3 separate regions of the Homo sapiens genome follow, and regions 2 and 3 are each linked to region 1. A link is a loop called in an ENCODE intact Hi-C map of the cell type or tissue named here. Cell type or tissue: stomach. All regions are shown on one strand.

Region 1 (8,000 bases):
CTGGGAGGGACAAGTCTCCCCACCACCTTCACAGTCTTTGGCATGACCCAAGAATACTATTCATTTAGGTGTCGGGACAGAGGAGATGCCTCTTCTGTTTTCACATTTTTATATGTAAAATTTCATTCACCTCTTCACTCTGGCTTTGGGGATCTATACATACCGTTTTTGGGAAGGCTGCATTAAAGCTGAAACTTTGTCATCATAAAACTTCTTCATTGCAAACCTGTCAAGGGCCTGGTCGGCGCTGAAGGGGAGAGAGAGAGAAAGAGAGTTAACTCAGTGGAGCCCACACCACGTGGGTACTTGACGGGGGATGTGTCTCATGGCTGTTCAAAGCGACCAGCTCCCACAAGGGGCTTCACCCTTTGCTGCACCTGTGCACACCCAATCCACCTGTCCCTTGTTAGACTTCATTTCCCCCGCAGGAATATGCTGTGCTCAAAGTGGGAGCCATAGTGCAGGGTCAGAATTCTCATCTGAAATAACAGCTCCTTATCTAAAGATATTATTCTTAAGAGTGCTGAATACCCAGCTTGCAGAAGAACCAACTGAGGCTTCTCAGCAGGCAGGTGGTAGGGCTGGTGTCCAAAACTGTCCCTTGGCCACCCTACGTCCTAAATAAAGAAGACCATTTTAAGTGGGCTCTGTGCAAGACAAGCAGGCAGACTCAAGTTTCAGGACCACATGGATGCAGGGAGCAACCCAGGGCAGGAGAGTCAACAGACACCCCCATGAAGTCCCAAGAGGCACCCTCGGGACACAAGTGGGCCAGCCTGTGCCCCGCCAGTATGTCACTCCCAGGACTGGGCTTGAGAAGGCTGTAGGGCACTGGGGTTGGAAAGGTGTCTCAGGCCTCGGGGCTGCAGCATTGTTTTTGAAGTGACTGAAAGTAACCCTGCTTTCCAACAATATATTTGACCTTCAATGCCAGGTCCACAGTGCCCACAGGAAGTGTCTGACAGAAACTTCCAGAAATCTCACAGCAGGGCATTCATGGGATTTCTTGATATGACTTCAGCACAAATCCTGGAATATGAGTGCAGTGTCTTAACAATTCCAACTCATTTGGGCCAAATGCTTCCTTAAAACCCTGATAGGCTGGGTGCGGTGGCTCACGCCTGTACTCCCAGCACTTTGGGAGGCCAAGGCGGGCGGATCACCTGAGGTCAGGAGTTCAAGACCAGCCTGGTCAACAGGGTGAAATCCCAGCTCTACTGAAAATAAAAATTACCGCGGCATGATGGTGGGTGCCTATAATCCCAGCTACTTGGGAGGCTGAGGTGGGAGAATCACTTGAACCCGGGAGGCAGAGGTTGTAGTGAGCAGAGATCGCACCATTGCACTCCAGCCTGGGTGACAGAGTGAGACTCCATCTCAAAACAACAACAACAACAACAACAACACCTGATAAAGTGGGCCCGTTACTTAGAAAAATGTGTCTGTGCCCCTCCAGAAAAATGATGTACATAAGCACTGCGGACTTCATAAAAATCCTGGTAGAGAGACAGGCAGGAGGAAAAAGAAACATACTCAAAAGTAAGTTGAGTGTGATTTGACTTTCACAGAATACTATAAAATGGACAACTTGCTACGTGCATTTGCTAGGCAAGGGGCTGTGCTGGTGGGGCAGTCACACACAGAAGGGCCCACTTTAGCACCGAGTCCATCACATACTGAGCAGCAGAGTGCAGCTCCATAGCCTCCCAGTGACTTTTAAGCATTCCTTTTTCTGAAATTTACTTGTTTTATTAAATGCTGAGAATACATTTTGACCAATGTTTATTTTCTATAGTGATATGAGTAGTAGTAATAATATTAGTACTGGTTTTGTCTTTATAACTCTTATTTCTATGGTGTTGATACAAGAATGTTCTTCTCTGGTGACTTGAAGTTTCTTTTTTCTTCTGTTTGCAGTTTGTGATAAAGATCTCAAATGTGTGCTTGTGCTATCTGGGATTACTCTACTTCTGGAATATAATCTAAGAGGGAACATTGTAGAAATGATCAAAAATATATGTATAAGAATGTGTTCATCATGGCAAGCTTTGCAGTAGAAAACAACTGGAAGCAACCTAAATTACAAAAAAAAAACACACACTTAGGAGGCTGAGGTGGGCAAATCACGAGGTCAGGAGTTCAAGACCAGCCTGTCCAACATGGTGAAACCACGTCTCTACTAAAAATACAAAAAATTAGCTGGGCATAGTGGCGGGCACCAGTAATCCCAGCTACTTGAGAGGCTGAGGCAGGAGAATCACTTGAACCTGGGAGGTGGAGGTTACAGCGAACCAAGATCACGCCACTGCACTCCAGCCCCGGCAACAGAGTGAGACTCTGTCTTAAACACACACGTACACAAAACTGGAAGCAACTTGGATAGGCAAAATCAACAAATGCTTAAATACATAACATATCCATTGAATAAAGTGCTATGCTGCCACTGAAATGATGTCGGGAAATGATGCATATAAAATGATATTAATGTAGAAAATCAAGTCACAAAAAGCATGTGGTATCAGCCCATTTAATTGAAAGGCACTTAATACTATTACTCCTAATAATCACAGCAGCGTTAATGATAGCCAATACCTGAGTACCGATGCTGTTCTAAGTGCTTTTTGTGTAACATATGTTGAACTGTCACAACATTCTGGGAAGTAGAGCTACCATCATTTTCCAGGTAAGGATGCTGAGGCTTAGAGAGATTCAGGTAAATTGCCTGACACATGCAGCTGAAATACATATTGACTATTGAGAGAAAACAGAGTTTGTACCAAGAGCGTCAAAGGTGTGTTTTTAGCCCTAAGACATCTACCCTTCCCAAAAAATCCGGGACTATCCACAGTGCATGGAACTTCGGTTCAGGCAGTACTACTTTGCTGGGGATAGAAATGCTCAGGTGTGGCTGGGCGTGGTGGCTCACACCTGTAATCCCAGCACTTTGGCAGGCCGAGGTGAGTGATCACCTGAGGTCGGGAGTTCAAGACCAGCCTGGCCAACATGGTGAAACCCTGTCCCTACTAAAAATACAAAAAATTAGCTGGGCATCTTGGCACACACCTATAATCCCAGCTACTCAGGAGGCTGAGGCAGGAGAATCGCTTGAACCCGGGAAGCAGAGGTGGCAGTAAGCCAAGATTGCACCACTGCACTCCAACCTGGGCAACGAAGCAAGACTCTGTCAAAAAAAAAAAAAAAAAAAAAACAGAAGTGCTCAGGTGGTCTCTGTCCAGAACCAGCCAGGCTATGTTTAGTCACCAACCAAATGTCTTTGGCATCATTGAGGGATGGATGTGCCCAGGAATCTCGATTTTCCTGGCACACACACACACCGATGATTATTCTCACCAAGAGGGTATCTGATTTTCACTTGGGGGTTGGTTTCCTCCCTGGCAGGCACCAACTCCTCAGTTGGTTTCCAGAGAAAACATTCAGAAAGTCAAATTTCACTCCTTGGTGCTAGAAAGGAAAAGGTTTATCGGCTGATATGAATAGGCTTCTATTTCCTCAGAATGGAAAGTTCAGGCTTTACAAAGAGGCCATTGAGAAGACAGGGCAGATGCAAATGTAGACCCCATAAATAATATTTTCTGCACTGCATTTCAGCGAGAGTGAAGATCTGCACTCTGGGAAGGGTCCGGGTGTACACCACAGCTGCCCAGGGCCAGAAGGATGGGCATAGGGCTGAGGTCCTTGTGGCCCTGCTGTGTTTGTGTCATGTCTGGCTTAGGGGACCCGAGTGGCACCTCCAAAGTCTCCACGATTACAGTTCCATCTCATGGAAACCAGCCCAGACCTGGCTCTCCACTCCTAGGCTGTGAGATCATGAGCAAGCTGCCTGGCTCCTCTGAGCCTCACCTCCCTCATCCATGCAATGGGAATGATAGTAACTGCCTCGTGGATTAGTTAGGAGAATTCAGGGAGAAAAGGAAAATAATCAGTATACTTCCCAGAGGCCCAGTGCCTGCAAAAGAGGTGGCTGTCATCATCATTATATACAAGGTATGAGCTGATTTAGTGAGACCACTCTGTTCTTTTCATAATGGTGACTTTTATCTCTGTTATTTTTTGTTAGAGAATTCTCTATTAAAGAACAAGGGACAGTGGGGTCACTTATTTTTTTAATGCCTCCATGGAAGTACTTAGAATCAATCACACAGTCACCCAACCTGGAAAATGCCACTTTCACAAGTGTAAACGCTTAACTGGAAACTGGGTTTCTAGGCACTGACCAACCCAGCACTGGGGAATGGGAAACACAGGTCAGCCGAGCCCTTGGTATCCAGAACAGCTCCCGCGCAGACAGCCTTCAGCCCCATGCAGGCCCAGCTTTTAGCACCTCAAGACAGCGAGCTGACATCTTCATCCTACCTGGCTGAGACGTTGGTGAAATGCATGTAGGATGATATGACCACTCCTATGCGTCCTTTCCCGCCCTGCAGGAGACAAAAGATCAGCTGATTTTCTCTGAAATCCCACAGCAGAGATGTAATTAGAACAGGAAAAGACTCACTAGTGGACAAAACAATAGAGAGCCTGCTTTGGTGGTAAGGCCAGCATTACCCACAGCCTTCCTGTCTGGGAAAGTCAGTACCCAGTGCAACTGGAGTCTCTGCAACAGGGAACCCGCACGCTGGGTGCAAACAGTAAGAGTGGGTGCTAACTGGAGCAGCTGTAGAAGCCCAGGAGGGCTGACCAACACAGCAGCTGCCTGTCATTTTACCCAATTAGGCTGGAAAAAACTGTGCCAGGAGCTGCAGCAATTAGCATGACTTAATTATCCAGGTCAGACAGAAGTGAACGCCTGCCTGCTCACGGGCTGACAATGATCAGGGCTGCAAACACAGCTCAGCATGATGGGACATAGATTCCAGCTTACTGGCAGCACTGCCGGCACCTGAGCTCCACATACACCGCCGCAGCCCACCCTCATTACACATAAAGGAACCACTGTCCCAGGCAGAAGTTCTGGAAAAGGACTCACTCAAACCATAACCACAGACACCAACAGCCCAGCCCACAGACCAGCAACACCAGCAGGAGAAGCAGAAACTATTGGACAGGCCACCTTCACCCAGGGCCACAGAGTGCCACCTTCTAGAACATACTCTTACAACCTACAACAGCAGATTGCAAACCACAGCCCAGGAGCTACTTCTGCCCATTACCTACTTTCCCACAACTTGTGAGCTAAGAGTTAGTTTTACATTTTCTAACTATTAAGAAAAAATTTTGAAAAGATAAGATTCCATGCCATGTGAAAATGTGTTGAAGTTCAGATTTCAGTGTCCAAACACAAAGTTTGACTAGAACATGGCCACTCCCATCTGTTTACCTACATCCAGGGCTGCTTTCACTCTCACTGCAGGGGTAGGTTTGAGTATTTGCAGCAAGACCACGGGGACTGAAAAGTGTAAAATACAATCTGGCTCTTTTTTTTTTGGAGACGGAGTCTCACGCTCTGTCCCCCAGGCTGGAGTGCAGTGGCACAATCTCGGCTCACTGTAAGCTCCGCCTCCCGGGTTCACGCCATTCTCCTGCCTCAGCCTCCCAAGTAGCTGGGACTACAGGCGCCCGCCACCATACCCAGCTAATTTTTTGTATTTTTAGTAGAGATGGGGTTTCACCATGTTAGCCAGGATGGTCTCGATCTCCTGACCTTGTGATCCACCAGCCTCGGCCTCCCAAAGTGCTGGGACTATGGGACTACAGGCGTGAGCCACCGCACCCGGCCTAATCTGGCTGTTTTTAAAAATATTTGCCAACCCCTGATCTGGAATCATATAAAGCCAAAAAGGCAGGGCCTCTAATATGTAGCTCCCTAACTTCTTGAGAAGAAACTACTGATCAAATTCAAGTCACAATTCTGATAAGCCCAGTCATACATGAAAGTCACCCAGGAGCATCCTTCTCTCTGTCAGTGAAAGTCAAGAGCATGCCTTATAGATACTCAATGCGGGCACTTGATACACTCTTTGCAGCTGAATCCTGGCACGTGCAATTATTAATGGTATGGCTACTAGTATACCTCTTGCATAAAACTATATTTGACAGCAATTCACCTACAAAGAAACAACACCTCAGCCAAAACAGGCACACATGGTGGTGACATTCACCCCATTATCAATCACTTTTGTGGCACTATTTATGGATGTATAAAGCAAGTATTTCTTTTCTTTTCTTTTCTTTTCTTTTTTTTTTTTTTGAGACAGAGTTTCGCTCTTGTTGCCCAGGCTGGAGTGCAATGGAACGATCTTGGCTCACGGCAACCTCCACCTCCCGAGTTCAAGCGATTATCCTGCCTCAGCCTCCCAAGTAGCTGGAATTACAGGCATGCATCACCATGCCCGGCTAATTTTTTGTATTTTTAATAGAGACGGGCTTGCTCCATGTTAGTCAGGCTGATCTCGAACTCCCGATGTCAGGTGATCCCCCCGCCTCGGCCTCCCAAAGTGCTGGGATTACAGGCATGAGCCACTGCACCCGGCCTATAAAGCAAATATTAAAAGATCTGAAGGGACAGATAGAAATACCACAACCGTACGGGACTTCAGTACCCCATTTTCAACAATGGACAGATCACCTAGACAGAAAACCAGTAAGAAAACAGGGTACTCAACCTGCACTTTAGACCAAATAGACCTTACAGACATATACAGAACATTGCATCAGAATACGCATTCTTCTGAAGTGCACACAGAAAGTTCTCCAGCATAGATGGCATGTTAGGCCACAAAACAAACCTTAACGAATTTAAGGAGACTGAAATCATATTCAGTATTTTTTCTTTTTTTTTTTTTAATGGAGTCTCCCTCTGTCATCCAGGTTAGAGTGCAGTGGCATGATCTCAGCTCACTACAACCTCCACCGCCTGGGTTCAAGCGATTCTCGTGCCTCAGCCTCCCGAGTAGCTGGGAATACAGGTGCATGCCACCACACCCAGCTAATTTTTTTGTATTTTTAGTAGAGACGGAGTTTTGCCATGTTGGCCAGGCTGGTCTCGAACTCCTGACCTCAGGTGATCTGCCCGCCTTGGCCTCCCAAAGTGCTGGGATCACAGGCATGAGCCACCGCGCCTGGCCTCAAGTATCATTTCTGACCATAGTGGTATGAAACTAGAAATCAATAACAGGAAGAATCTTGGAAAATTCACAAGTTTATGGAAATAAAACAACATACTCCTAAATAACTACTGGGTCAAAGAAAAAAAGTCAGAAGAGAGATTTAGAAATATCTTGGGAGAAACAAAAATTGAAACACAACACACCAAAACTTATGGGATGCAGCAAAAGCAGTTGTAAGAGGAAGGTTTATGGCAATAAATGCCTATGTTAAAAGACAAAAAACTCTCAAATAAAAAAACCTAATGTCAGGCAGGGCGCGGTGGCTCATGCCTGTAATCCCAGCGCTTTGGGAGGCCGAGGTGGGTGGATCACGAGGTCAGGAGATCAAGACCTTCCTGGCCAACATGGTGAAACCCCATCTCTATTAAAAATACAAAAATTAGCTGGGTGTGGTGGCACGTGCCTGTAATCCCAGCTACTAGGGAGGCTGAGGCAGGAGAATCACTTGAACCTGGGAGTTGGAGGTTGCAGTGAGCCGAGATCACGCCACTGCACTCCAGCCTGGTGACAGAGTGAGACTCCGTCTCAAAAAACAAAACAAAACACAAAACCTAATGTTGTACCTGAAGGAACAAAGAACAAACTAAACCCCAAATTAGCAAAGGAAGGAAAAAACAAAGGTCAGAGCAGAAACAAATAAAGGAGAGACTAGAAAAACAATAGAAAAGATCAACAAAACTAAGGGTTGGGTTTTCTGAAGACTAACAAAATTGACAAATCTTTACCTAGATAAGATAAAAAGAGAAAACTCAAAATCAGAAATGAAAGAGCAGTCATCATAACTGATGCCATTTAAGACACAAAGAAACATAAAAAACTATGAACAAGTACATAGCAATAAATTGGATAACCTGGAACAAACTCATAAATTCC
Region 2 (8,000 bases), 380 kb after region 1:
GACGGGCCTACAGAGAGGCCCTACCTAGCTGCAGCTATAGTCATGGGCTGCATTCTGTGTGGGTGCTTGCTGGATTCATGTACAAGCCTGGACAGGTACCCAAAGACTTCCCTACAAATGCACTAGGACTCGTTTTAGTATTACTTACTCCATAAGTGAAATCAGACATCAGTGGAACTCAGAAGAAAGAAAGCACAATCTATGAGTCTACAACTGGACAAATTGAGCTGTGTGGTCTCCCGGTCTCCCCTTGATGCCTATGCATCTATACTTGCTGCACAGTTAGAATTCTGCTACTTAATTTGGACACAAATTATTTATATTCTGGGCTTTTTTTTCCTTACATAAAAGCATTTTTGGCTGGGCGTGGTGGCTCATGCCTGTAATCCCAGCACTTTGGGAGGCCGAGGCGGGCGGATCACGAGGTCAGGAGATCGAGACCATCCTGGCTAACACGGTGAAACACCGTCTCTACTAAAAATACAAAAAATTAGCCACACATGGTGGTGTGTGCCTGTAGTCCCAGCTACTCGGGAGGCTGAGGCAGAAGAATGGCATGAACCCGGGAGGCGGAGCTTTGCAGTGAGCCGAGATTGCACCACTGCCCTCCAGCCTGGGTGACAGAGCGAGACTCTATCTCAAAAAAAAAAAAAAAAAAAGCAGTTTTGCATGTTGCTAAATGGTCTTAATAATGACTAGTTTAATCACTCCATAAATTCTACATGCATATAATCTCAAAGGCCAGTAGTAACCTTCGGGGCAAATGTCGTTAATGCTTTTTCTGGAGGCAGAGGTTGGGCAAATGGCTGGTGCTCGCAACAGTGAGCTGGAGTGTGGGACAGCCAGGTTCAAATGCTGCTCTCTCTGACTCTCAGGTTCGTTCTCTCTGCCCTGGTTTGCTCAGCATGTTCCTCCAGTGTAAGGTGAATAGGGCTTGCAGAACCCCTTCCCTGGAGCAGGAGACCTGTGCTTGGTGTCCTGTGTGGCTTGGATCCTGACAGCCAGAGCCTCCTAACTCAGGGCACTTGGCCTAGACTTTCCCTCAGCCCTGATTGCAATTCTTTGCTGTACTAGGGCCTGTCAGGTTGGAGAAAGCTCTTTCTCTGCTGGGACCAGATCGGAATCAACAGCACCCCAGGAACTTCATCAGGGCTCCAAGCTGTACTCTGTACCTGTTGATTCGGAGCTTCACCCTCCAGACCAGACTTCAGGGCTAGCCCTGGATGAAGACTTGGCTGTGCCCTGTTGTTTGAGACAGGAAATCCTGAGAATCTTCTAAGAAGAACTGTGCCTGTCCATAGCTTGGTTGTGATAGTTAAACGAAGTAATCTATGAGAGGCCCAAAGTGCCATTCCTGGCACTTAGAGAAAGCTCAGTAGGTGATAATAACTACTTATATTAGTAATAATAACATGCTGTTGTAAGGTATAGTACAGAGCAAGTGTTTCCTAAATCATGGTTATTGTTGTCATGACCATAACTTACTATGTAACTATTGATATCAGTTATCTAAAACCACACTGTAAGGGATTAGAAGACTGGAATTCTAGACGGTGTTTAACCTTGAGAGCAGTTTGTTTTTCCCTTGAGAAAGGCTGACGAGTACACAGATCAATGGTTTACAAGGGAAATCACCTGATAAAGGGGAGAGTTCTTACCCCTGCTACAAAGATGCTGGGGAGTGAGTGGCGCATCATGGAGGAGCAGGATGCCATTGTGTTTTGAATGCCAGGAAGATAGACGCATTTTAATGTGAAGAGGAATAAGAGGATTCCCCGGAGCCATCGAGCCCTCTGAGACAGAAGAACATAACAGTCAGTGTGCCATGCCAGTCACTGAAAGGTGCAGACATATTCACAGCTGTCAGTCATGCATAAAGAGTTCATTGGATTTGATGATGTTATATAGACCCATGAGTCTCCGAGGGACATCAAGTGCAGATGTCTGCAGAGGAGAATGAGTTGGAACTAGGGGTAAATACAAATCGTAACGCATTTTGAGAAGACCTGCTCTGAATTCTGGCCTGGCCATTTCTTTGAACACCAGGATGGAGCAGGTCTAGCAGGCACACACAGATGGGACTCTGTCCACCCCACGTCTGTTCTCCCTGTCTGCGCCTCAGTCTACTGGGCTATAAGAAAATCATCACCACAGAGGGGACTCAAAGAAGTATTTAGTGCATGCTTATTTCCTTTCCCCCAGATACATGTACAGAATAGGGCACCAACACTTTCCAAGTAGGTTTTTAAAAACGTAATCCTTGCAAATACGGGAGGCACTCCACTTTATATCTCTAGAGTCTACGGCTCAGATAAACAGTGTGAACAGACAAACATAGTACAACTGGGGGGCATGGCAGACCCAGGGGCAAACAGCCTTATGGACTCGTCCACATTCACAAGGCCTCTAGGAAGGCTGCTCCCTTCTCCCCTCCCTACCAGGGGCTTATGGGGAAAGTACTTTTGGGTGTATGATCTCATATGCTCTCACCAAAATTATAAGCCCAAGAGAAAAGAAATGACAGCTGGATGGTTTAAAATCTATATGGGCAATGAATCAAGGTTTTCTGTTTGTTTTATTTCCTCAGTAATTGGGACAAAGTCAACAATGACTTCTGACAACCAAAACCTAGAGAAGCTGTGAGTGGCTGTCACCCCTCGGGTTCCCTTCAGAGCAGGCAGGGCCGCACATGGTTGAATGGGGGATGAATGGGGCTTTAGCCAGCACCGGCCAAGAAAAATGCAATGCAAGCTATGGGTAGAATTTTCTAGTAGCCATGTTTTAAAAAGTATAATTAAACAGAGTAAATTTGTTTTATAATATATTTTGTTTAAAATAGTACATGTAAAATCATAAAAAATAGCATCATGTCAATATGTAACCAACATAAAAATTATTGAGATATTTTACATTTTTAATTTTTTTTTTTTTTTTTTTTGAGAGAGAGTCTCAATCTGTTACCCAGGCTTGAGTGGCAGGATCTCGGCTCACTGCAACCTCCGCCTCCTGGTGAGTTCAAGCAATTCTCCTGTCTCAGCCTACCGAGTAGCTGGGGCTACAGGCACATGCCACCATAGTGGCTATTATTATTATTTTTATTTTTTTTGCATTTTAATAGAGACAGCATTTCACCATGTTGCTCAGGCTGGTCTTGAACTTCTGAACTCAGGCAATCTGTCAGCCTTGGCCTCCCAAAATGCTAGGATTATAGGCGTGAGCCACCACGCCCAGCACATTTTTAATTTTCATACTAAGTTTATGAAGTCCAGTGAGTATTTTACACTCACAGCACATCTCAGTTTGGACTAGCCACATTTGAAGTTCTCAATAGCCATGTGTGGCTAGTGGTGACTATTGGACAACACGGCTATAAACCTCCTGTGGACAGAGTGGAAGGGCCGCTTTCTTGCCTCCATCTGATTGAGGGATGCCATAAAGCCTTCTGAGTAATTGCCATTATTATGACTTTCATTTATGGAACATCTGCTAGGTGCCAAGCTGTTCCAAGGATATGTTTGAATGTGCCTGTACAAATACACACACACACACACACACACACACACACACACATTCAAATCCTAGCAAAACCCCCAAGGTATGTATCATAGTTCTACCTTATTAAGACTTGAAGAAAGTTAAGAAACTTGCCCAATGGCACATGGTCAAAGAGGAGCTGGGAGTGAGTTTTAGGTCTGCTGATTCTAAAGCCTGTGCATTTTCATTTTCACACACTCAAATCATAGTTCTTTAATCCTGGGTGTTAAATTCCATCATTAGAAAGTCATTTGTGTTTATCTTGAAGATGACTCGTTCTTCCTGCACCTGGGATGCAGCCTACATTGAAGTTAGAGCTAAATTCCTCTAACTGTCTCTACAGAGAATAATTTGACAAACAGCACAACAGGTGCCCACAGAAGTGGAATTAGGAGGGAAAGCCGTAGTGTGGGCAGAGGCCAAGGTGCCAGAACAGAGACGGGTACATGAGGGCACCTCAGAAGACAAACATGGTCTACACTGCACATTTCTGAAAAGCTGGCCCTGAACACACAGCAACACAGCAACAGAGCTGAATGGTGTGAGATACAGGTTCCTGCCTTGAGCACTCCTGGGTCAGGACAATGTGGACCATGTCCTTGGAGGGCCGTTCCATTGCATTATAGTTCTGTGCTTAGGAATGCAGTTACCCAGGACCCCAAGACCAGAGGCCAATTCCAGTGCAGCTCCTATATCAATGTGAGTGACCTTGAGCCAGTTGCTTAACCTTTCAGAGCCTCGGTCTAGATGGGTGGCATACTAGTACCTGTTTCATTAGATGGTTGGATAGCTCAACATACACGTGATTATATAGAATTTATGCAGTGCCTGGCAGGAGCTAACCTCAATACATGTCAGCTCTTCTCAGAAGCTAATTGAGGAATTGGAAATTGGCATCTGCCCTAGAAAGGATCCCCAGGGAAGAGGGGCTCTCCCCAGGTAAGTTTTTCTGGCAGGGGCAGGGAACATAATGAGAAAGATAGGACATCAGTGGGGAAAAGGGATATAAGGATGAACTCACTTCCCAAGGTCAGAAGTCAGGAGGAGGCTATTTACTGCAAGTCACCAGGTCAGTATGTAGACCAGATTCATGTTTGCCCTAGTCATGCTTCTAGAAAACCTCCCCTGTCCGCATCAGGTGAAAAGAACATCCTACATTCACTCTGCCCCCTATTCCTGAGGCCCACACCTGCTGGCCAATCAGTGACTAATCAGATGCTCTTGTAAGCTGTGCACTGAGAGACAGAAAGCTGGCCGCTATCTGTGGGCCTTTAAGCACAGGCAAGGGAGTGTCAGGCATGTCGGCATTGTAGCCCACAGGACCATGCAAGACTACAGTTACATGGGTAAGCCAGAACTCAAATAGTAGGAAGCGGGTTGACTAGCAGAGCTATACTATAAAAGGTAGACCAGGAAGCCTGCTGTCTGTCCCAGAGAGAGATGCCAATAAATTAAGCAGCCAGTCCTCATCGGGCCCTAATATTGGTACCAGGGGAGCAGTAGTGAACAAAATAGATACATTCTCTATTCTGCAGTTTCCAGCCTTGTGGGGGAAGACAGTAAACCAAATAATTGCTTAATGCAGATTTCATTAGATGCTGATAAGTGCCTGCAGAACAGGTCCCTGGTTGGCCTTGGCCAGCCCAGCTCTTCCCCTTTTATTGCTTATAGTTCTCACAATAACTGTTGAATGTGCTAGGAATGCAATATCCGGAGATAAGGAGGAACTACATGGAAGAGCGTGGGCTCTGGTCATGTTCCTCCAAGAAGAGGATGCCCTCTAACACTTTAGCACAGCATGTTATGTTCCCCCAGCTTATGAAACTTCAGGGCAGGCAGCTTTCCAGGCTCTCTGAACTGGTGCAAGCGGGACACACACAGACAGGATTCTGTCGGGACACACACAGACGGGACTCTGTCGGGACACACACAGACGGGACTCTGTCCACCCTGGTCAGCTTTCCTGAGGTGGGGGCACTGGCTCACCATGCAGCCCAGGCTTCTGCTGTCCCTGCCAATCTGTGAGTGACAGTTGCTTTGCCTTGCTTGTGCGAGTGTTCTGTCTCATCAGATTCATGTATTCTTTCACTTCAGGAGAAAAGCCAAATCTTCTGCTTGGGCTCCTTTAGAACCTGTTTCTTTCCTCTAGCCTAGGGAGTTTCTCTTGCTTGCAACAAAATGATCTCCAACAAAGAGGCAGGGACTGGGGCACTGGTGGAGGAAGCAGAAGTGTAGAGGAAACGAGCCTCATCCTGCCTGGTTCTCCTTACACAGCGGACAGGAGCCAAGGGGTGAGAGGGAGGTTGTGGGGCAGATGAATGGACCTGGGGAGAAGGGGCCTGAAGATGGAGGGGAACTGGCCCTTGTTCTCTAGGTTGCTATAGGACTCACCCAGCCCTGGGGGTGGCCCTGGGGCCCTGACCACCCTCTAGATGGGAAAAGGAGGACAAGGGGGTTAGGGAGGGGCTAGATCTGAGGGCAGCAGGGCAAGGAGGCAGAGTATGTGGGCTCATCTTCCACCACCACAGGAAGGCAGCGTCCCATGCTGTTGTGGGGGGATCCTGCCCCATCTCATCAGCCCCCTCCCCAGGGCTCGTCCAGGCCCATCTGTGCACATTTGCCTGGTCCTCCTGGTAGGAGCCCCCATCCCTGTGGGGAACCATTCCCTGCAGGAAGGGCTGCCTAGGGGAAGGAGGTACAGGGACTTTGAAACCAGACTTCTCTCTATTGAGGGACCTGATACTCTGTGAGCTTTGGTGTCTTCACTTGCAGAGTGGCTAATACTGCCTGCATTTATGACTGTCGCCAGAATGAAGAGAGAAAATGGTGTGTCTAAGCAAGTCAGCGCTAGCCTCCTTCCTCCATGCTGCATCAACACCTGCTTCCTGTGCCCCTTAGCGTCCCCTGGAGGCACTGGGGGAATTCCAGGCTCTTGAGTTCTGCTCCACGCAGAATCCACATACCCCAGTGTTCAAAGCATGTCTCAAGCTCTTCAGGCCCTTCACTGTCCTGGCCACTCCCATCTGCCAGCTCAGAGCATCATCTCTCGATATCAAACAAATCTGTTGTCTCGCACCTTCTAGAGTTTGTGTGACCTCTGCCTTTTGGATGGCATCACAGTGCATGGCCTCTATCTGCATGGCCCTGAGCACACCGTGTACCTGATTCCATGATGCCATAAGGGTGAGGTCCATAAATGCTCGGCAAAGTCCTCTGTGAAACTGGTTAGTGACATCTCCAGCAAGAGTAACAAGGTGGCCGGAAACTGCATAGTAGGTGAGGCTCACTCCAACCACGGAGAGCTGGAACATCCAAGAGAAAGGCCCTCAGATGGCTCCTGAGGAAGGGCTTACCTGGCACCCCATGTGACACGCGTTTGTAAGTTACAGTCATGAGTCACTTAACTACAGGGATGCCTTCTGAGAAATGCATCGCTGGGTGATTTTGTCCTTGGGGGAACATTATAGGGTGCACTTATGCAAACATAGACAGTCCCACACACCTAGGCTATATGAGACAGCCTATTGTTCCCAGGCTACAACCCTGTGCAGCGTGTTCCTGTACTGAATACTGAGGCAATCATACACAATGGTAAGTGCTGGTGTATCTAACTATATCTAAGCATCGAAAAGATACAGTAAAAATACAGTACAAAAGGTAAAAAATGATCCACCTGTATCAGCACTTACGATGAATGGCACTTGCAGGACCAGAAGTGGCTCTGGGTGAGGCACTGAGTGAGTGGTGAGTGAATGTGAAGCCCTAGAGCATTACTGTACGCTAATGTAGACTTTATAAATGCTGCACACTTAGGCTACACTAAATTTGTAAACACGTTTTTCTTTCTTCAGTAATAAATTAACCTTAGCTTACTGTAACCCTTTTACTTAAAAATCTTTTAATTTTTTTAAACTTTTTGACTCTATGATAACACAGCTTAAAACACAAATGCACTGTACAGCTGTACAAAAAATATTTTCCTTATATCCTAATTCCAAAAGTTTTTTCTATTTTTAAAAATTTTGTTTTAATTTTTTATTTTTAAACTTCTTTATTAAAAGCTAAGATACAAACAGACATATTTAGCCTAGGCCTACATACAAGGTCAGAATCAAGATGTCATTAGGTGACAGAAATTTCTTAGCACCATAAGATCTTATGGGACCACCACCTTGGCTGAAATTCGTGTGGTACATGACGGTAACTGTAACAACACTAAATGATACCTGATCTCAAATGCTGTTTTGAGATTAACACTACAGAGGGAGAAAACTGCAATAATGTTGGCAGTAGCTAGTGCATAATCAATTTCTTATTTAAATTATTTTTTCAAGATATAAACAGTTTATTGTTATTTTTCAAAAGAAAATGACACAAGAGAGGCTACCTCCAGCCAGTTCCTTGGCTTTCGCCAGTAGCTGAGGACGCCCTTGTCCATCATACGGTAGAGTTGAACACAGAGGTGG
Region 3 (8,000 bases), 150 kb before region 1:
CCAAATCTTTAAGCTCTGCTTCTCTTTTCATTATAAATTTTGCCTTTAAATCATTTTCTCTTCTCACATTTTACTATAAGTAGTCAAGAGAAGCCACGCTACTCCTTCAACATCTTGCTTAGATATTTCCTCAGCTAAATATCCCAGCTTCATCACTCACATCACTCACAAGTTCTACCTTCCTCAAAACATTAGGGCATGGACACAATTCAGCCAAGTTCTTTGCCACTTGTTTCCTTCAGTTTCCAATACGTGTTCCTCATTTCCATCTGAAACCTCATCAGAATGGCCCTTACCGTCCATATTTCTACTAACATCATGCTCATGACCACTTAGGTATTATCTAAGAAGAGTGAGACTTTCTCTATGGCTCTCCTTTCCTTCTGTGCTCCCAGCTGAATCCTGTTTACCATTAACAGCAATGTAGGCTTTTTTTAGCATGTACCTTAAAACCCCTCCAGCCTCTACACATTACCCAATTCCAAAGCCACTTCCACATTTTTAGATATTTATTATACAATATCCCTAGTCCTTGGTACAAATTTCTGTCTTAGTGCATTTGGGCTGCTATAATAAAAATATCATAAACTGGGTAGCTTATAAAAACAAACTTCAGTTCTGGAGGTTGGGGAGTCCAAGATTAAGGTGCTAGCATATTTGGTGTCTGGTGAGGGTCCATTCCTCACACATGGCACCTTCTAGCTGTGTCCTCACACTGTGGAGGAGGCAAACAAGCTCCCTTGGGCCTCTATAATAAGGGCACTAATCCCATTCATGATGCTCCACCCCTATGACTTAGTCACCTACCAAAGGCCTCACCTTTTAGTACCTTCACGTTAGGATTAGGTTTCAACATGTAGATTCCATGGAAGAACACAAATACTAAAACCATGGCATAGTTCTACCAGTTAGTGAGTGGAGAATGTTAAATTCTCCAACTATAATTGTGGATTTGTCTATTTCTGCTTTCGACTTTATCAGTTTTTACTTTACGTACAGTAAGTCCTCACTTAATGCTGTCCATAGGTTCTTGGAACTGTGGCTTAACACAAAATGGCATATAAGGCAACACTTTTTTTCTCATCAACATTAAAACGGAACTATGAAGAAAGAAACATCATTTCCAGCATCTGCTGTAGGCCATTTCACTGAAAGTCAATTTCCAAGAGCCTATCAATTATTTTAAGTGAGGATTTTCTGTATTAAGGCTCTGTTGTTTGATGAGTACGCATTTGAGACCCTTATGCATTTCTGGCGGATTGATCCTTTTATCATCGTATAATGTCACTCATTGGCTCTAGTAATTTCATTTTCTCTACAGTTGACTTTGTTAACTGTAGAGCAAATAAAACTGTAGAGCAAATAAACTGATTTTATTACATTAATATAATGATTCCTCCTTTTAAAAATGTTTATGTACTATGTTTTTATATCCTCTTATTTTCAATCTACCTATGTCACCGAATTTGAAGTTTCTTGTTAGCAGCATGTAATTGGGCCATTTTCTCCCCACTTTGCCAATCTCTGTCTTTTGATTGATATAGTTGCTCCATTTACATTTAAGGTAATTAGTACGTTAAGACTAAAGTCTACCATGTTATTGTTTTGTTTTGCTTCATCTTTGTTTTTCTGTTTCTATCTTCTTGTCTTCCTGTGGGCTAGGACCCATCTTTTAAGATTCCATCTTGATTTTTTAATTGCTATTGCATGTATCTTTGTGCATAGTTTTTGTAGTGGTTGCTCTGGTTATTACAAAAATATTCATAACATCACTATTTTTATCAACCTTTTACTACTTGTGTTGAAGTCTCACCTCCATATACGTTCTTTCATATTTCTCACTTTTTCCTTTCATTGTCTTGAGTATCAGACGGTGGTGTAATATCTTTTCCAATCATCAGATGTGATTGATGACTTGTGATGAGAAGGAGGGTTTGTTGTATGACTCATGCTCTGCTCTTTTCATTCTTCTTTCTTCCCTCTGGATGCTCCAAGGTGCTTTCTCTTACCATTTCCTTTGTGTTTGAACTTCTTTTGTCAATCTTTAAATGTAGGCTTGCTAGCAACTAATTCTTTTCGTTTCCTTCATCTGACAATATCTTTATTTCCTCTTCATTTCTAAAGGAGAGTTTCACTGAATATAGAATGCATGGTTGATTTTTATTTTCTTTCTGTCCTTGGAAAATGTTGCATAGCTTCCTTCTGGCCTTTATGGTTTCATAGGAAAAATCCACTGTCATTCCAATTGGTGTGCTCCTATTCCTATTCAGAATCCATCATTTCTCTGTGGCTGCCTACAGGTTGTCTTTAGTTTTCAGAAGTTTAATTACAATATTTCTTGGCATGGATTTTGGTTGTGGTTGTTGATCCTGTTTGGAGTTCACTTGGCTTCTTGATGTATACATGTCTTTTTGCTATATTTGGGGAATTTTTATCCATTAATCTTCAAATATTCTATAGCCTCTCTCTTCTCCTTTGGGCACACCAGTGATACAAATGTTGGATCTTTTGTTAGTGTCCTACAGGTTCTTGTGGGTGTTCTTTTTCTTTTTTTTAGTTTATTTTCTCTGTGTTATTCAGATTGAGTGAATTACATTGTCGCCACAGTCACTGATTCTATCCTGCCATTTCCACTAGTCTACTACTGAATCCATCTAGTAAGATTCCTTCACTTCTGTTATTATACCTTTTAGCCCTGTAATTTCCATTTGGTTCTTCTTCATCACTTCTATTTCTTTACTGTGGCTTTCTATTTTTTCATTTCTTCAACAGATTTGCCTCTTGAAGCATTTTTATGATGGCTGTTTTCAGATCCTTGCCAGATAACTCCAGCAGTTGGTTCATCTTGACGTTGGCATTCATTGTCTTTCTCATTCATGCTGCACATTTCTTGGTACTTGGTATGAAAGGAATTTTCTATTGTATCCCATTTTACCTATTAGGGAATTCTGGGTCTTATTTAAATATTTAATTTTAGCAGGTAATTGCCCTGATTCTGCTTAGGGAGCAGGGCCTGGCCTGATTTGTGGCCTGTGGTCCCACTGACAGTTTAATCGTCAGAGCCTTTCAGCGTTATGTTAGTCTGCTTGGTTTATCAGGTACCTCTGGGGTCCCTGCTGACGTTACCTGAGGGACAGAAGGGGTGTCTCTCAGTGGGAGAGGGAAGCTGCCAGCACACAGCTATGAAACCTTCCTGGCCTGGTGTGTGTTCTGGTGGGTCCCCTGCCTGTGGGAGATGGAGTGTGCTTCCCAGGTGGGGCTAAGGGGGATCCTGCTGTTTTCTCCAGCCCCCCAACCCTGGACTCTCTGAGATGGGACAGAGAGGCTCCCTCGGCCAGATCAATCATTGCAGTGGAGTCCCTTTTGCTGTTTCCTCTTCCTGGTCATCTGGCTTGGTGATAGGCTCTTGGTGACCTATTTGTTCTGTTGCCTCAGGCCAGGCTTCACACTGTGAACTGATTTTTCAGGAATTTAAGGGCGACTTGTGTTTTTCCCACTTATCTTGTTTGCCAGTTCAACAGCCCTTCTGTCCAAATGTGTCCAGATCTCACCAATCCCTGCATCATAAAATGTCCCTTCCCAGTCCAGGCCCCAAGTCTACCTGGAAAACTCCAATTCATCCTCTGAGACCAGCCCAACTGCCCCTGGTCTGTGAAGTGTGATCCCCAAAGCCATCAGGCAGGCAACCTACCTCCCTGGGGACAGGATGAGACACAGAAGCCCAACTGAGCTACAGACCTACTGTCCTCCAGTGGGCAGATCCAAAGTGTTCATTACACAATAGATCAATGACCCCCCAAGTGGACGGACCAAGGTGCCCACCACATTAATAGAAGGACGACCCCAGTAGGTAAGGCCCAGGTACTCATTAGGTAACAGATTGCTGAGAGATGAATGGGGGACCCATAACATCCTCCTGCAGCAAGTGGCAGGGGCCTGTCCAGCTGAGGTCTCATGGCCACTGGGTCTCTCCAACAGTCCCCAGGGCTGGCTCTGGTCGGGGACCTAGGCACATGTGCACACTGTACGGAGCCCAGTAATTGTGACAAGTATGGTGTTCTTGGGAAGCACACTCCCTAAGCCGCAGTGAAATCAATGCCCTGTCCACCTTTCCACCTTGTGACATTGGTCAAAGGTCTGGGCAATGACTGGCTTCAAAGACTCAATGGGAGCTTCCTGTTGGACAAGATTTAATCTGCCACCACCTGCCCTCTCTTCTGCTCCAAAGCAGTAGTACCGGGACCATTTCAAGTTCACTCTCCCAACATAGCTGGGGTGAAATATCTCTGTGTCTCCTCAGAGTGGAAAGCTACAGTCTCTGGGGGCTGACCACGCAGGCAGAAAACTGTGCACAGGGTGGCAGCTAACTGCCATCTTTATCTGTCCATAACCAAATGAGCCCAAAGCATTGCTTCTTTTCTGGTTTGGATCTGAGGGAGTGAGGTTAGATGGGGTCCTGTGTCCCATCACCTGACTCAGGAGGGAGGGGACAGGCCCAAGAGGGCAGAGTCCGTAGAAAAGGGCAAACTCCCTTAAGGTGGGGAGGGAGGAGCCTTGGCTGGGGGAACAGAAGAGGCAGGTGACACTGGCTGTCTCCAGCATCTGTTGATGTGTAAGTGAATCCACCAGTCTCAATATTCACTTTTAGTGCCCACTTCAATAGACACTGGGAGGTCCTTCAGGAGCTGGCCCACTTCAGGGGTGTGTTTCTGCAGCCAGTGTGTGTGTAGGGGTATTCATAGCAACATCGAAAACATGTCAGGACCCATTATCAACACTGCATTGTGGTTAATCTTCAAAGATCTTTGAATATAACATTTCAAAGGTCTCTGGGCAGAAATCTTAATATATTCCTGACAGCAAAACATTTGTGATTTTATAACTGAATCCACTGATTTGTAAACACACAGACACACATTCATGAACGAGCACACACGCAGACGCACAGACACATGTGGACAAAGATACATCTGTGCAAGCACATGCACACATTTGCAGAGACACATACACAAAAGTGCACACATGCACACGCATACACACATGTGCAAACACACACAAACATACTTCAGGGTACACAAATACCGTCTCACGGAGGCTTACCAAGTTCATAATTTTATTATACTCTGAATAGAGATGATATTTAAGGAGCAGAGAAAATGACTATACAAAAGATTTATAGAACATTCATTTACATACTGGATATATTCTTTACAGTATCAGAAAAGTAAAAATATGCACTAACAAGGCAGAGAAGACGTTACAAGGTATTTGATGCTGAGAATAAATGCACAGTGACTTTTAACATGGCTATAGCTTAACACTGGAGGAATACAACAATACGTTCTTTTACTGAGTAGTTAGTAGGACCCTGGCTATAACATGCGTTGGGCACAGTTCGTGAACTCTCCGCATTTACTCCCCAGGGCAGTACGTGCCTGTCCAGCGGGAGCCCTGGAGACAAAATGCCTGGAAACGTTCCTTTTCCTGTGGCCCTAGAGCCGGTGTCCACGGTGGGGGCTCTCTCACGGTTTCTGAGCCCACAGTACAATCTGTGATGACACACAGCTTGTTCTGTTTAATGCACATGTAACACAAAAGGAAGAAAGAAACTTCCTATACCAGCTCTTCAGAAATCGTGGAAACTTGCTTCCTTTGGTTCCTCAGAGGGAGCTATCTGCTTGGAGCAAATTCCCCGATGCCCTTGACCACGTTTACCTTGTGTAAAAATCACACCTGGCCAATGAGTTCAAAAAGCACGTTTGCAGGGCTTCCTGAATGCCGTCGAGGCATGGCTTCATGAGGGCCATCGCGGGCACCCCGATGTCTCTGTGATTCCCTGGCAGGCTGCGTTTCTCAATACTGAGACCCTAGTTTGCTCTGACTTCTAAATGAGCTCTCTCATCCTTCATCAGAAGGATAAGGAACCTGGCCTGCACTCTTTGGGTTAAACATGGGTAGAGACCGTCTCAGGATGAGGACCTCTTGGGGAAAGTACAAACCTCTGCTCCCTGTGGCCACATTCCTGCAGTGGATGAAAAACCGAGATGCTAGAGGCCTCTGCTAAAGACATCAGGGTCAACACATGAGGATCTGCTGAAAATGCCAGCACCTCCTGACAGTCATGCCACCGCAAGTTAGAGAAGGAGGTCCACAACGACCAAGGCAAACATTTGGCACAGAAATGAGGCACTTGGTTTGGTGCATCAATAGGAGCTAAAAAGTGGAATGGTCCACCTGCTTTCACACACGCATACACGCACGCATGCACACACGCACACACACACAACACCCACTGTGATTTGGCTGCTTCCAACTCTGCCTGTTTCTAAGTTTTCCTCGGCCCCTCACTTTAAAGCAGAGTTCACAAAGCACATTCCCAAACCCCAGCTCCCTGACAGGAGCTTGTGACACCAGTGTGGCCTAAGAATGGGGGATTTGACTTTTGAAAGCAGAGGAGGGAATTTCGGGCTGGATCGCAATCAGGACAGTCAGCATGCCTGCAGAGCACCTAGGCTGTGAGAGGATGGGGCCAAGGCCTTATTCTGATGTGGCCCAGCTCCATCTTTCACTCTGGGGATGTTCCAGGGTCACAAATTCCCCCAAACCTTTGACCACGAACAGATTCAAGCAGGAAAACCAGGGCATTGGAATGTTGAAATAAGCCTGAAATACACTTGATTCAGTGGCTTAGATGATGGCAAACAGTGGCACTCAAAAACAGCTTGTCAGTACCGGGGTTTCTTCTCTTTTTCCTCATCCTCCCTTCTGCTCACACATGCCACAACCACACATGGTCCCCAGCAGGAACCCCAAGGTGGCAAGGAGCAGCACAAAGAGGGCTGATAAATGCAGGCGAACTTCAGGTCGTGCAGCTTCAGGCCTGAAGATGATCGAAAAGCCCATGTGGGGGATGCTGAGCTTAAATCCAGGAGTTTTCCATCCCTCCTGGACTCTCTCCATCAGAAAAGAAGTCATCCACAATCGGGGAAAAACATTCCAATGAGTAAAACATCAGGGTAGGTTGCTTGAGGCAAAGCCACCTTTGGGCGGCACCGCATATGGGAGACCCACAGTCCACTGCACACTCTTTCAGTGGCCAGGGGCCTGCGGTGCATCCTACATAGGGACAAGCCTCACAAAATCACAGCTTGGCAGGCTGCAGCATTTGACACTGGTACAGTATAGCAATGGCAAATTATCATAAATAATTTGGCATAAGTAAAATATAAATTACATAGAAATAATATTTTTGTTCCTTCTTCTCATTTCTCCTCTCGGTCCTCACAGGCTCTCCCCAGCCCAGCTCGCCCAGCTCGCCCAGCTCGCCCAGCTCACCACAGGTGAGCAGGAGGCACAGAGCACTCACCATGGTGGGGTGGCATGGGGTCTCCAACGTGGCCAATTCTTCCCACCACCCCCATCCTCACAGCCCATCGCAAAGGCCCCTCGTTGTAGGCCCTGCTGTGTTCCAGAAGGGCCTGACTTGCACAAACCTTCGTCAAACATACGCCCCCTTCTCAGTTTCGTTAGCATCTCCATCTTGGGAAGACCGAGGTGAGGGAAACCCCCGGCCTCGGGTGCAGCTGGACAGAAGCGCCCATGCGGACGGGCGAAGCATGGCAGTCACTCGGCACCTCTGCCTCAAGGGCTGGGGATTCCTCATCCCCCGGAATGCTAGTGTGCCAGGGACATGGGGACCACCTCGTGTTCTGTGCTGTTTCCTTGCATGTCCCTTTCCCATGGGGACCCTAGGGGGTGGGGTGCACCCATGCCCAGCTTCTTCTACCCAAAAAGCATGTGGCTACAGAGATGTGTCAGATAAGTCACTTTCAGGAAAGGCCAATTCACGGTGATGTTGTTTGTTCTTGTTTTTGCAGAGCTGGAAGATCCTCTTTCCCCTCATGGGCCTGGAATGTCAGGTTTACTAGTTTGGTAAAAAGTGGGGGCCCCACCCTCACCCAACGGCTGTCTCCAGGGCTTCGAGAGGCATCGGTGGGTCC

What was found. Hi-C counts contacts between places; a loop is a spot of excess contacts. Peaks named below come from ENCODE experiments on the same cell type or tissue, not always from the same donor. Only the 100,000 strongest peaks of a DNase experiment are listed, where the experiment ranks them.
Region 2: it touches region 1 in a loop (2.6-fold over the local background); 56 of 110 quality-filtered maps call a loop at or near these places.
Region 3: it touches region 1 in a loop (2.5-fold over the local background); 65 of 110 quality-filtered maps call a loop at or near these places.

The regions. Positions count from the first base shown.
Region 1 is chr7:47,423,938-47,431,937 of GRCh38, forward strand. TNS3 (tensin 3) reads right to left here. Exons shown (of 31, transcript NM_022748.12): 9 at 4,375-4,439; 10 at 164-247. Among named protein-coding and RNA genes, the nearest start is that of SNORD151, 37 kb to the right of the region's middle. In stomach, no CTCF peak of the experiment used is centred here; a DNase peak (open chromatin) is centred at 4,754; H3K27ac peaks cover 1,519 bases.
Region 2 is chr7:47,801,552-47,809,551 of GRCh38, forward strand. It overlaps PKD1L1 (polycystin 1 like 1, transient receptor potential channel interacting), which reads right to left. Exons shown (of 57, transcript NM_138295.5): 51 at 7,922-8,000; 52 at 6,696-6,836; 53 at 1,659-1,793. All of the region lies in intron 1 of PKD1L1-AS1 (PKD1L1 antisense RNA 1), which reads left to right. Among named protein-coding and RNA genes, the nearest start is that of PKD1L1-AS1, 10 kb to the left of the region's middle. In stomach, no CTCF peak of the experiment used is centred here; no DNase peak of the experiment used is centred here.
Region 3 is chr7:47,270,058-47,278,057 of GRCh38, forward strand. It overlaps TNS3 (tensin 3), which reads right to left. Exons shown (of 31, transcript NM_022748.12): 31 at 5,097-8,000. Among named protein-coding and RNA genes, the nearest start is that of SNORD151, 190 kb to the right of the region's middle. In stomach, no CTCF peak of the experiment used is centred here; no DNase peak of the experiment used is centred here.